Linked DNA regions of Mus musculus: region 2 is linked to region 1. Evidence: chromatin contacts called from ENCODE Hi-C or POLR2A ChIA-PET data. All regions are on one chromosome and are shown on one strand. Each heading gives the region's core, a stretch centred on a gene start or an enhancer-like site at or near the end of the contact. The rest is flanking DNA. Distances are from core to core; before and after follow the strand shown.

Region 1 (6,236 bases), core at 1,623-4,122:
AAGAAAAAAAAAAGCATACACCTTTAAAGGGGCAAACGACTAACTTAGTGTAGAAAGAGCTAGGGAAGAAAAGCAATCCTTTGCCTCTATTCGACCTGACTGCGGGAGATAAACACTGCAGGAGAGCCTAGCTCCTGAGGAAGGAACAGCAGCTCCAGCAACTTCTAGGACCGAGGCACCTTCCCTGCCATTATATAACCAAGCCATGGCCTTACTAGGCCATCCCAACCCATGTCAGCAGCTGCTGGGCACAGCTCAGCTGTCAGTGCTGAAGGACCCTTCCAAAATGTATTCAGATAAGCAGGGCACAAGCCAAAATATGCCCATGGAGCACTCTGAGCACGTGACAGCGCCTTGTGAATCGAGCTTCACTCGCAGCAGAGTCATTTAAGTAGCAGAAAGATAGGGCCCTTGGAGCTGGAGCCAGGAAACTGCACATTGCTACAGAAGCACAAACAAACGCTGGTGTGGTCTCCTCCACACATGCAACTCATTGTCCCAGCCATTTCAGCCTCATTCAAGTCTGAATATTTCCATACATAGGAACTGCATAACTGCACACCACAAACGATCAAAGATAAAAACCAACATAAACAGTGACACCCGTCTATAAACATGCCAGTGCTGTAAAGGCTGCAGTCCTAAAGGATACCAAGGTCTCAGGGGAAACTGAAACACACACACACACACACACACACACACACACACACACACACTAGAAAGCAACCAAACCAACCATAATTAGGCCCTGGCTTTGCTGACTACTGAAAACAGAAATGTCCCTTTTATATATAAAGCCAAGAATCAACTGTTTGCAGTTATGTTTATAAGACACTCAAACCAGCTTGTCATAGATTTTTTTTAATCAATATTTTGATATAAAAATTCAAATTTCTTTAAATCATAGAGAACGTAGCCAGACAACCAATTATGTTTGTGGAGTCCATTTCCCAGAGGTCAGAGCAAAATAACCACAGAAGCAGACAGGGGAGAGAAAACAAGGGACAGAGGCATTCTGTTTGTAAACACAAGTTTGACTAGGCCAACAGTAAACACACTGTAGGGGGTAAGGAGATGCCGGCTTCGGCTCCAGCTGCGGACCTGAGGGAGGGACTGCAACAGGAGGGCGCACTTGAGTCTGTCACAGGGCTCTGAAGACTTGAGGCTTGAAGGGGTCCCACCAGAGGAAGTGAAACTGACCAATCACTCTGCCCGCCGCCACCCTCGGAAGAAGGGCCCCTTGTAGTCTTTGACAGAGAGAGGCAAGGAAAGGAACTTTCAGGTTGCCAATAAGCAGGATACGAGGCCCAGATAAGTCCTGGCAGGGAGGGACTGCTATAAAAGCCAAAACAAGGTAGGCTAAGGTAAACAGCGGCCAGGGGGAGGAGGGGAGGGGAGTCCTGGGTCTCCCGGAGGAGCATGCTTAGGTAGTAAAGGTTTTTCATTAGCCAGGCGGAAGAAAAACTCAAGCTACTGTTTTAAATATAAGGAATGACTACTACGTTAAAAGTATCCATTTAAGTGAGGTATTGAGCAAAGACGAGTTGGGAATTCAAATGGGTTTTGTGGCTTCCATCAAAACTGAATGATTTTCCTTGATACTCTCAATGAAGAAAGATAGGTAAAAGTGCTACCCTCTGAGTCCTTTAAAAAATATACTACATGCGTATACATACATGGTTTCCTAACTGACCTTGGCCAGTTTCACTACTACAGCTCCTCAAATCCCTTGGGAACCAAAGGGCCCAAATGAGTGGAATTCTGTCGTGCCAATCCCACGGTTCCCTTCCCTACTGAAAAGCCCACCCCGAGTTCTAAAAAGCCCACCATTTCAGACCCTCTGACAACTAAAAATAACCAGCAAACCATCTTATCCTAAATTGTTTAACCCTTGGTTAGCTAGTGTCACCAGGAACCCTGAGCCTTGGGACATCTGGTCATGGGTCCATTCCATTTTTTTCCCCCTTATTTCCCTGCTTTCTTCACTGACTCTTCCCATAATCAAGTATACTTCCTCAGGCTTACAACTGACACCATCTCCCCGTCTTAAATAATCAAACGTGGATTCCTTTCTCTGGTATAGGTGCCAGGTCCTTCTCTTCCCGGTGTCTTGCACCCCACCGCACACCCTCAGCCCCATGCCCCAGCCGTCCTGGGAAGCCTGAGGCAGCCAGTTTGCGCGTCTCCCCCATCCTGTGGTCCACATTTCATATGCCCCTGCCCTCGTTCTGATGGTTTCCTAATTGCTGGTTCCGGAGTCTTCCTGGCGTGCAGTCCGCCGGCCCCCAGAGAGTTCCAACGCCTCCTTTCCAGTCACCCCCCCCCCCCGACCCTGCGCACAGCCCTGGGGACCTCTCCGATGTCCAGCTGCTAAGTTCCCGGAGCCCCCCCTTCCGGAACCCCTCCGCTCTGAGGTCCCTGCCTTCTCCCGCCAGCACCGGTCCCCACTGCTGACCCTGACCCGAGCCCCGGGGAATCGCGGACTCCCCTGGCCCCACCGCCCTGCTGCAACGCCCCCCGGGCAGCGCAGCCCGCAGCCGCGCGGTCCCCAGCGCCACTACCTTGGCCTTGGTGACGAGGTGCGTGGCCCGCTTGACCACAGCGAAGTTGCCCTTGCCGATGGTGCGGTCGATCTCGTAGTAGCCGATGCGAGCGGCCATCGACCCGCGGGAGGCCGGGGCTGTGGGACGCGCCGGGACGGCGGCCGGGGGCACTGCGGCGGGGGCTGCCGGGGGCCCCGCGGCGGGCGGAGGCAGCAGGCGGCCGGCCGGCCCGGCTCCCCCTGCTCCGGCCACGGCAACCCCGCCAGCTCCGCTCGCCGCCGCCGCCGCCATCTTGTTGTGCAGTGAAACCTCCGGGGCCGCGGGGAGCCGGCCGGGGGGGAGGGGGCGCGGGGGGGCCGAAAGAGGGGGGTTGCCGACAGACGTCACTCCGGGAGGCGGGGCTCCCGCGCCGCCGGGCGCCCGACGCCATGGCAACCGCGCGTCACGTGCGGACGCGCGTCACTGCCCGAAGCCATGGCAACCGTGACCTCACCGGGCGAGCTCGACCTTCCCGCGTGGGTCCCTGTTCCTGAGGCGCCGGCTCCCTAGTGCCCCCCTCTGGGGAACAGGCATTGAAAACGTCGAGGGTCAGCAGCAACTTCTAAGCTTCCGCCGCGCCTAGCGAGGTAGGGATATGAGATGGGGAGACCCCAGAACCAGACTCCCGATGGCCCCTGGTTCGCTGATGGGATCCCTGCTCCGACCTGTGTCCCAGTTCAGTCATCACCAAACCTCCCTTAAAAGGATTTCCTCGTCACCAAAAATACCAGCCTTGTCCCACTTTAGCCCTGGAGGCCACAGAGGCAGGAATAGCTACAGTATTTAAGCAACTGTAACCAAGTTGGTAGCAAGGCAGGGGAATTGTTCAGCAAAAACTCTTACAAAGCCCAGCTCACTTCGTACAATCAATCTAATAAGTCATCGAACACAGAAGAGTGCGGAAATTAGAGTTTGCATATTCAAGGATGTTGAACCCATCCCAAACATGCGTTCCAGTCTTTGGGTGGGTGAGGGCCAGAAAAGGACCGTCATTTTCCTTCCTGCCACCCCTGACTCGGAACAATTCTCCAGCCAGTTGGTCAGAATCTCTTCACTCGTTTTCTGTTGCTGGGTTAGTACTGGTGAAGTGTGTTGCATTCAGGGCCACGTCATGCTTAAAGATGAGCAATCCGTTAAGCAAAACGAGTAACTAATATAAATTCCATCCCTACTAATGACTCTCCAAGGACATTAAGAGTGATCAAATTAATAACCCCTGCAATAAAACTCATATCCCTCTTTCTTCCCTCCTGTTATCTGACATTCCACATCCTGGGCTGTAACTGAGCCTCTCCCCCTCCTCCTTCCTTATTAAGTAGATTGATTTATCTGCCTCTGGTGGGGATAGGAAATTGGGCTGTAAAGGAGAGATAGCCTTTGGTCCGTTAGAAAAGGAAGGAAGAAGGCTGTGTGCATTCCTCTATATAATTGTATCTCATGTATCCAGTGCTATTCTACCCACACCTGTATCTCCCTCCATGGCACAGGAGTATTGTCACATCTCTGTGCAGTATCAAAAAGTGACATCCAGGTCACTGGGTATGTGAGAAAGGAAATACATGCTTACCCTTTCTGACCACAGGTCTTTCCCCAATGTTCTGATTCCCCCCATGTGACATAAGTAATGGCTGGGTCTAGGATGGGACAGAGGGGTCATCCCACAACTGCCTTGAATCAGTTCCCTGGTGGCTATTTCAAATTGCCAGCACAATTAACACTAATTGGCTCCTTTACAAGCAAATAAAGACAGGGATGAAGTGGACCTTGCTTCTTAGGCTGCTTAAACCTATTCATCAAGTGAGATTACGAAATCTGAGATGAATGATTGGGTGTGGCCCTTACAACTTCATGGCCCTTGCTGGAATCTAGCAAAGCCAATAACTTAGGGGCTGGACCTCAGAATGAGGTTTACCATCTCCCTGGAGGTGGGGAGCTCTCCTGGTAAGACAAAGAAAAACAAGCTTTCTCTCTGGAAGGCTTAGAATCAGTACTGAAGCCACTCTTGTCTAGGCTGTGCACCCAGAGTGTCTTCCACTCTTAGACATTTAGACATAATTGGAAAATTTGTTTGTTTTGATCAAATTCTCTCTTCTTCTTCTTCTTCTTCTTCTTCTTTCTCTCTCTCTCTCTCTCTCTCTCTCTCTCTCTCTCTCTGAGACAGTCTCTCTCCATGTAGTCCTGGATATCCTGGAACTGAATACGTAATCAAGCCAGCCTCAAACACACAGATCCACCTGCCTCTGCTTCCCCTGTGCTGGATTAAAGGCTTGTAGCTACCACACCCACACCCAGCTAAGCAAAGTTTCATTTTGCCCTGGCTGATTTCAGAAGTTCTGGGTAACCAAGGACAACCTTGAATCTGTGATCTCTCTGCTTCCACTTCCCAAATACAGGAGTTACAGGTGTGCTCGACCTGTCTTTTTTTGGGTTTTTTTGTTTTTGTTTTTGTTTTGTTTTGTTTTGTTTTTTCGGTTTTTCGAGACAGGGTTTCTCTATATGGCCCTGGCTGTCCTGGAACTCACTCTGTAGACCAGCCTGGCCTCGAACTCAGAAATCCGCCTGCCTCTCCCACCAACGAGTGCTGGGATTAAAGGCGTGCGCCACCACTGCCCAGCAATGTCCTGACCTATCTCATGCAGTGCTGAAGATCAAACTCGGGGCTCCGTGATAATGCTTTACTGTGCACTCACTCTACCAACTGAGCTGCACCTCTTATTCAAATTCTCATTGTATCACTCCCCCACCCCACCCCTCACTTCAAGAAAGCCTTGAGGAGGAGCTAGGAAAATGGAGCATTGCTTTAATTTCCAAAGAGACCTATCCTGCTGGTTCCCTAGCAGTGAGTATAGGATAGCCAGATAAGGGTGTTCCTTGCCTTTGTGGAATGGGGTGAGAAGGTGTGCATTCAGTGCGTTTATTCAGGGATCTGGATAAAGGCTTGCTGGGTTCTCAGAGACCTCGATCCCCAGCACCATAAAATAATAATAAAATAATAATAATAACAACAACAACTATTTGCCAAGCACTGGATTGCACAGTATACATTGATAATATTATAAAGTCACTTAAGATTTACAACAAGCCTGGTGTCACAGGCCTTTAATTCCAGCACTTGGAGTTCGAGGCCAGCCTGGTCTACAAATCAAGTTCCAGAACAGCCAGGGCTACACAGAGAAACCCTGTCTCAAAACAAAACAAAATCTTACAACAGGGTCTGGAGAGGTGTTGTATTACTAGACAGATTCTGCAGCCAAGGAAAAGGAGAAGTGAAGACACTAAGGGGTTTGTCCAAGGTCACAGAGCCAGGAAGTGGTAGGGCCCGAATTCAGATGCAGGCAGCTGCCCCTGGAGCCTGTGTTCTATGGCTTCTTTCCCCAATTCTAATCCTCATGAAGGAAGATGCCAGAAGGAAAATCAGGTTTCTGAGCTAAGGCTAACTTACTTAGATTCAACCTAGTGTTCTACTTTCTGTTTTCAATGAACCCCAAGGCTCATATGTTAAAGCTCTCTCCCCCAACATGGCCTTATTAGGAGGTTATGGGAGCTTTCTTAAGAGATGGGATCTGGTAGGAGGTCTTTGGGTGATCAGGGGCGTGTCTTTAAAGATCTCTCTCTCTGATCTCTCTCTTTCTCTCTCTCTCTCTCTCTCTCTCT
Region 2 (6,071 bases), core at 94-2,593, 220 kb before region 1:
GGCTGCACCTTCTGTTTCACTTCCTCTAGGTCCTTGTTCATCTCCTGTCTCACCCAATCTGTTTCTTTCTCCAGGTTATCCCAGAAGTCCCGAGTCAATGGGCCCAGCCGTTCCTGCAGCTGACTAACGGTTGAACCCAGAGTGTCCCAGTTTTCCAGGAGATTCAGGCTAGAGGGGGAAGAGAGCGGCTGAGAGACGAGCCCAGGCATCATGCGCTGCCCCTGGTCTGCAGATCCATGCACATGATAGCTGGGTGCCACCTGTCCCCTAATGTGCAGTTGCTATGGTCCTAGTTTCCCCGAACATGCAACCCTCTAACTCACTGCCTTCCCTTTACATTCCTCTGTACACATGGCGGAAGGCACCAAGAACACAGATGTGGTCGGTGCTGGTTACAAGGCCAGTCCCGTTTTTTGTTTTTTGTTTTGTTTTGTTTTGTTTTGGGTGCTGTCTGACCAGTACTGGGGGTTACCAAGGAAAAGGGATTTGGCACTCATAGGCTGAATGAGGGGCTGTGGTTACCCAACAGCCAGATGAATCCCATCCCTAGTCCTCCACTGGAACCTGCCATGGTGCCCAGCTGGTAGGAAAGCCCGTGAAGGGCTAGCCAGCTCAGTTCCAGCATCTTCTCACTGGTCTCTCTGCCCACCCTGGATGGGCAGCCCTTGACCTGCTCCAGGCCCCACGCTAGGTCTTTCCTTACTTCAGCTGTTGGCCCAAGGAGGAGGATTCAAACTGGGACACATAGTCTCTGCCGCTGTCTTTGACCGCATCCACATACACATTAGCGAAATCCTTCACTTTGTCCCATTGGGACTGGGGTTCATCTTGCTGCCATACGTGCCAAGCCTGGCTCCCTGGGGATGGAGGGGAGACCCATGTTAGGTTAGACTCGGAGTCAGGGAAGAGAACAGTGGGAATTCTGTTCTCTGTGCCCAGGAAGGTAGTCCCACGCAGGTCAAGAGGCACCTACCTGTCAGGAAGACCAGAGCCACGGCCAGCACCACAGCTTTCATCCTGAAGGGTGTGGGTGACCTGAAGAAGAAGAAGGAGGAGGAGGGCTGGGCTGAAGGGAGGCATTGTCATGGAAAGGCTCCACACACAATTCAAGCCCATGGAAGCATTGGCTAGAATGGCTAAAGGTGCGAGATATCCACGGTATTGATTTGGACAGTGGAGCATCAACTGGGAGGCGCTATGGAGCCAGAGCCACCGAAGGCAGGTAGCAGCACTTACCTCCCCGGAGCTCTCCGACAGTCTGGGTGTCCAGCTCTTCTTCCCTGGTCTATATATGTGTGTGGGCAGGGGCTGGGCTGGGAGACTGATAAGCTCAGCCTGGCCCTGCCACTGCTTACTTTTGCTGGCGATGTGGAACTTAGAGTTCAAGGATCAGCTCTGTTCCTGAGGCTGGGCAAACAGAGTGGGCAAACAGGAAACTGCGGGGGCTGCCGAGCTGGGATCAAGGGTTCAGGTGGGGGCAGCAGGGGGTGGCTGCAGACTCCAGGGGTCCCCAGGGGTAAGGCAGTTGCACCATCCCGAGGTGTATGTCTTCTTCAAGATAGTCTCATGGAGCCCACTCCTGGACTCCTCTGTGTTGCTAGTGCCCTCTGAGCCTGGAACAAGGGAGGGAGGGAGGAATTGTGGGCTCCTTCACTCACAGCCCCACCCCAAAGTTTTTTTTTTGCTTTCCAAGGGGTTCCCCCTTTCACCTCACCCTGGTCCCCCAGGTTTGGGGATTTGTCTTTCCAGATGCCACATGTTTAGCCAGCCTCCCAACCCTAAATCCAAAAACAACTGAGGTGTCAGCCTGAGTGAGATGCAGACAGGCTCATATCCCCAAGCTGAGGATGAAGACCCCTCTGATGCTTCAGAAGAAATGACAGAGGCCAACATGGAGTTGTTAGCTCCTTCCTTGTCTCCCTCCCTCCTTCCCTCCCTTCCTTTCTTCCTTATCTTAGGTACATGAGCGCTCTGTCTTCAGACACACCAGAAGATGGAATCAGATTCCTTTACAGATGGTTGTGAGCCACCATATGGTTTCTGGGAATTGAACTCAGGACCTCTGGAAGAGCAGCTAGTGGTCTTAAACCGCTGAGCCATCTCTCCAGCCCCAGTTGCCAATGTTTTTGTTATGTGTAGATGCTGTTATTCAGCCTCCCTTCCAGAGAAAACCTCACCATATACCATGACCACTAAAAGGGGTCATGTAGTTCAGTGACGATATGTCTTCCCAGAGTGGTGAGGGCCTAGGCTCACTTGCCAGGATGGGAGAGCTGGGTAGCTGTGTAGAGTGGGCTGAGTACGGTGGCCAGTTTTTGCACTTGGAAGGTCAGAGGGTTGAGAGTTCAAAACCACAGCCTTGCCCATATAGCAAGTTTGAAGTCAGCCTGGGCTATATGAGAATATCTAAAAACAAAACAAAACAAAACAAAACAAACAAACAAACAAAAACCACAGATCATCTCTAAAATCCCATTATGGAAAGTGAGTTTTCAAGCTAAGAGGAACTTTTGAGACCATCTATTTGAGGTTCTACCATGAACTTCCTTCTAGATAAGGGCCTGTTGAGAGTGGAAGGAATTTGCTGTGTCCTTTATCTCTCAGCCTTAGAGGCAAGGATGGACCTTGCGCCCAGGTCTCTGCATTTGGGACCCAGGGCAGGAATGTACTCTGCCCATCTCCCTAGGAAACTCCCCAACTCCCTAGAAACCAGCTTGGAATCTGTCTACCAGTTCAGGGAGTGGCTGGGATTCCAGGCTGCTCCCATCCCAGGAGGCTTTGCAACCAGAGAGAACCTTGGTTCTGGGATCTGCAACTTATTCTCCAGGTGACCCGGACAGGTTACATAACCTCTCCGTCCCTGGGTCTCTTATCTGCTAAGGAAAGATAATGACAGAGCATGCCACAGCTTCCTTATGATCCCAGTCACTGTATGGGAAGCAAAATGGAAAAGATGTGTGTGCACTTACTAAGTCCAGGAACCTGTGCGTGGTGTCTAACATGGCAAATGTGATTAGGGGACTTGAACTCAAGGGTAGCCTGGGATATCCAGAGGGCACAGTAATCACAAGGGTCTCTCAATATGCTAGAGGAGGCAGAAGGGCCAAAACCATGGAGAAACTTGAGAACAGAAATAGAGACCAAGCAATCTGAGTGTGCAGATGAGCCAAGCGGGTTTCGGCTACCCATCCATGGGTGCTGGAAGAGAGAAGAGAAAATGCAGGTTTTCTCTGAATGAAAGAGTTTTCAGACAGAATATCACTCTGACAATCCCATGCTTTTAGCCATGATTTGAGCTTCTGAACTCCAGAGTTTTATTTGTGTTGTGTTGTCTGTGAAGTCTGAACACATTTCAAGCAAAACTGCTGAAAGGTGACCAACAGCAAATGGCAAGTGTTCTGCATCCCAGACTCCTGAGGTCACTGCCACGAACACATTCTGTTACTAGGCCATAGCCTGTGACCCCAGTTGCTGGCAGCAAAAATGGGGTAAGGCAGGTGTCTGGCTTGCAGGTGCTGTGATGCAGGACATCTTTTCCAGGTTGAAACCAGCCCCCGAGGGCTGTGGGAGCACTCAGAGGGAGGTGGCCTCCACAGGAGTAGTTTTTTAGGTCTTTTGGGGGTGGGGTGGGGGTGGGGGTGTCTGTTGGTTTCCAGGATGCTTCCCACAGTCCTATCTTTCTTTCTGGCTCGTTACTGAAACCGTGCTGGCTAATCCTAATTGAACCTAACATTTGCTCCGCAACTCATTTAAAGTAAACTTGAGACACCCCTGTAAGGCTGGACGCCATGTTCACCCCCTTGGTAGTTTGCCTGTCAGAAAAAACGGCAGCTCAGAGATGCTAAGAACATTCTTGCCCCCCAGCTTTGAGACAGTGCCCAAGGGGCTAGGGATCGGGTCCGGCCTCTAGTTCTCTGATGGTGATTTCTTCACTTCCAAAGCCTTTGTACTCTCTCCAGGGACATGGCTTGGGGACTGGAATCCATGACATCACGGTAGACGACTCTGGGACAACCTGACTGAGCAATAAGTGTGCTCCTGTCTTGGTATATAGTCCAGGCTGGTCTCAAACTTGTGGTAATCCTCCTGCCTTGGCTTTCTATGCTAAGGTTATAGGTGTATGCTCCATGCTCCCTCCCCCACACCCCATACTTACTTGCTAGTGACTTACTTTATCAGGAGACATTTGGTTTAAACTAGTCTAAATAGCTACTTACTGTTCTGAACAGGAAGTCTTTCTGGACAGATCAAGAGTCAAATGGGCTCATCACAGATTGAGACAGGTTGGCTGCTGTTAGAGGTGTTGGGTGACCAGGGAGTGAAGATAGTGCCTATCATTGGCATTTCTCTCACTACCCTTCACCCCCTCATCTTGGGAACCTCCAAAGTGACTCCTGGATTGGACCAGCAAGTGCTGGCCTGGGATCCCGGGAGTGCTGGTAGCTTCAGCAGCAGCGAATGTAGCCCATTTCACAACTTCTGTCTCAGCACAGATCACCTGCACAGGGCAGTGCAAGGACTCTGTCCTTTAGTGGGACTGGCACCAGAGACACCAAACATTTACTAAATGAATAACATTGATACACCAAAGCTTCTCAGACTGGCAAAGGGTCACAGAAAGGCGCAGGCCTTCAATGGTGCCAGCCCCTTCTGGGAATATGTACCCAACAAGGGGTAGTGCTAGCAGGAATGGGGAGCCAGGGCTGGGGAGGGTCTCCCTAAGCAGACTGGATCCCCAGTGATTCCTGTTTGGAAGGACACTGTCATCAGCTCTGAATGATGTTCCTGCCTCCTGCTCAGGAGACTAAAGTCTCCGTGGTTAAGTGGGTGGGGCCTGGCTCCAGTACAAAGTCAGGAAGTCTTTCTTTCCTTCTTGGAGGGCAGAGATGTCCAGGTTCAGATCCCAGAGTCAATCTGGCTGCCTCTGGGTACCTACCCGACCTCTAGCCAAAAACTTTGCAGACACAGCATCAGTGAAAGGTGTCCTGACCTTTTGGGAGTCCTTAGGGCCCATCACTGGTTCCAAAGCCAGCTCACCTCTGTGCGGTGCGTACACCTTCAAGACCTCCAGGGGCTGAGAAGGCACCTTCCACTCTGAGCAGTTTCATTGCAATTCTAGCCTCAAAGGCTTTCTTATATGCGCCTCTCCCTGCCTAAAGAGTTTTCTATCTGTATGAGTGTATGTTATCTGTACACAGGAGCCTGGGAAGCATGTCGGGTCCTTGGAATTGGAGTTCTGTGTGGTGTGAGTTGCAGGAAGTTGGTGCTCTTAACCACTGAGCCATCCTTCCAGCCTCTGTCACTCTTTCTACAAATCTCCGTATTCCCCAGATCATTGATCTTTTTTCTCGTGTGACTTCAGCTCTTTCAGCAGAGCCTGGGGCCCTGTTGGAAATTCTGCCCTCCACCTGGAATCCAGGAACAGACATTGGGAAACAGTACCAAAAGCCCTTCTGTCCTACAGCTGAGGGAGGCCACCTCATAAAGGTTCCAGCCAGGGTCAATGCAAGGCTCTCCTTCTGAGGACCCCAAGGAATCCTTTTCCCACCCAACTCTGCAAACACAAATGTGTCCCTTCTGAGGGGTTAGAGTCCACACGGATGCCTGGACACAGTGTGAGTCTGATTTGCCAGGTTCAGAGGCCAAAAGGCAAGGTGAGAATGTGCTGCTCCAAGCCCCACCCTAAGTCTGGGGACTTCTCCAGACACCTGGGTCACCTCTGCCCCTACCCCATGTGATTCTCTCAATTAGACTCTGAACCGTAAGGCAAACAACATATCAGCGTTAGTACATAATCAGGTTTTTATTTCCACAACCTCCTACAGTCCAACCAAGTCACTAAGTTGTAGATGTCCCACACAAACAAGGACAAAAGCTCTTAGCAACTTGAATCTGGAGATTATTATTATTATTATCATTTTTAGATCAACAGAAATGAGAAAGGAAAAATACTTCTTACATTTTCAAAGAACAGAAATAGCAAAGTAGATTCATATACATTCAACATATACTGCGCATATTGGTTACTACAATATAAAGCAATGGTGATCTTGAAAATAGTTCGCAAGATG

Evidence for each region. Hi-C counts contacts between places; a loop is a spot of excess contacts on that map. ChIA-PET counts read pairs that join two places held with the same protein, here RNA polymerase II (POLR2A).
Region 2: POLR2A ChIA-PET joins it to region 1 with 11 read pairs in embryonic stem cell. The contact joins the promoter of Apoa1 here to the promoter of Sik3 in region 1. A Hi-C loop is called at or near these places in 19 of 37 maps with a recorded cell type or tissue (adrenal gland, gastrocnemius, heart and 4 more). POLR2A ChIA-PET finds 5 or more read pairs at or near these places in 4 of 5 experiments (Patski and embryonic stem cell).

What each region holds. Positions count from the first base shown.
Region 1 is chr9:46,009,456-46,015,691 of GRCm38, reverse strand. Sik3 (SIK family kinase 3) reads right to left here and starts at 2,872. Exons shown (of 25, transcript NM_027498.3): 1 at 2,562-2,872. The coding sequence starts at 2,834. It also overlaps a transcript of Pafah1b2 not described here.
Region 2 is chr9:46,223,902-46,229,972 of GRCm38, reverse strand. Apoa1 (apolipoprotein A-I) reads right to left here and starts at 1,343. Exons shown (of 4, transcript NM_009692.4): 1 at 1,237-1,343; 2 at 974-1,035; 3 at 704-857; 4 at 1-168. The coding sequence starts at 1,016. It overlaps Sik3 (SIK family kinase 3), which reads right to left. Exons shown (of 25, transcript NM_027498.3): 25 at 5,779-6,071.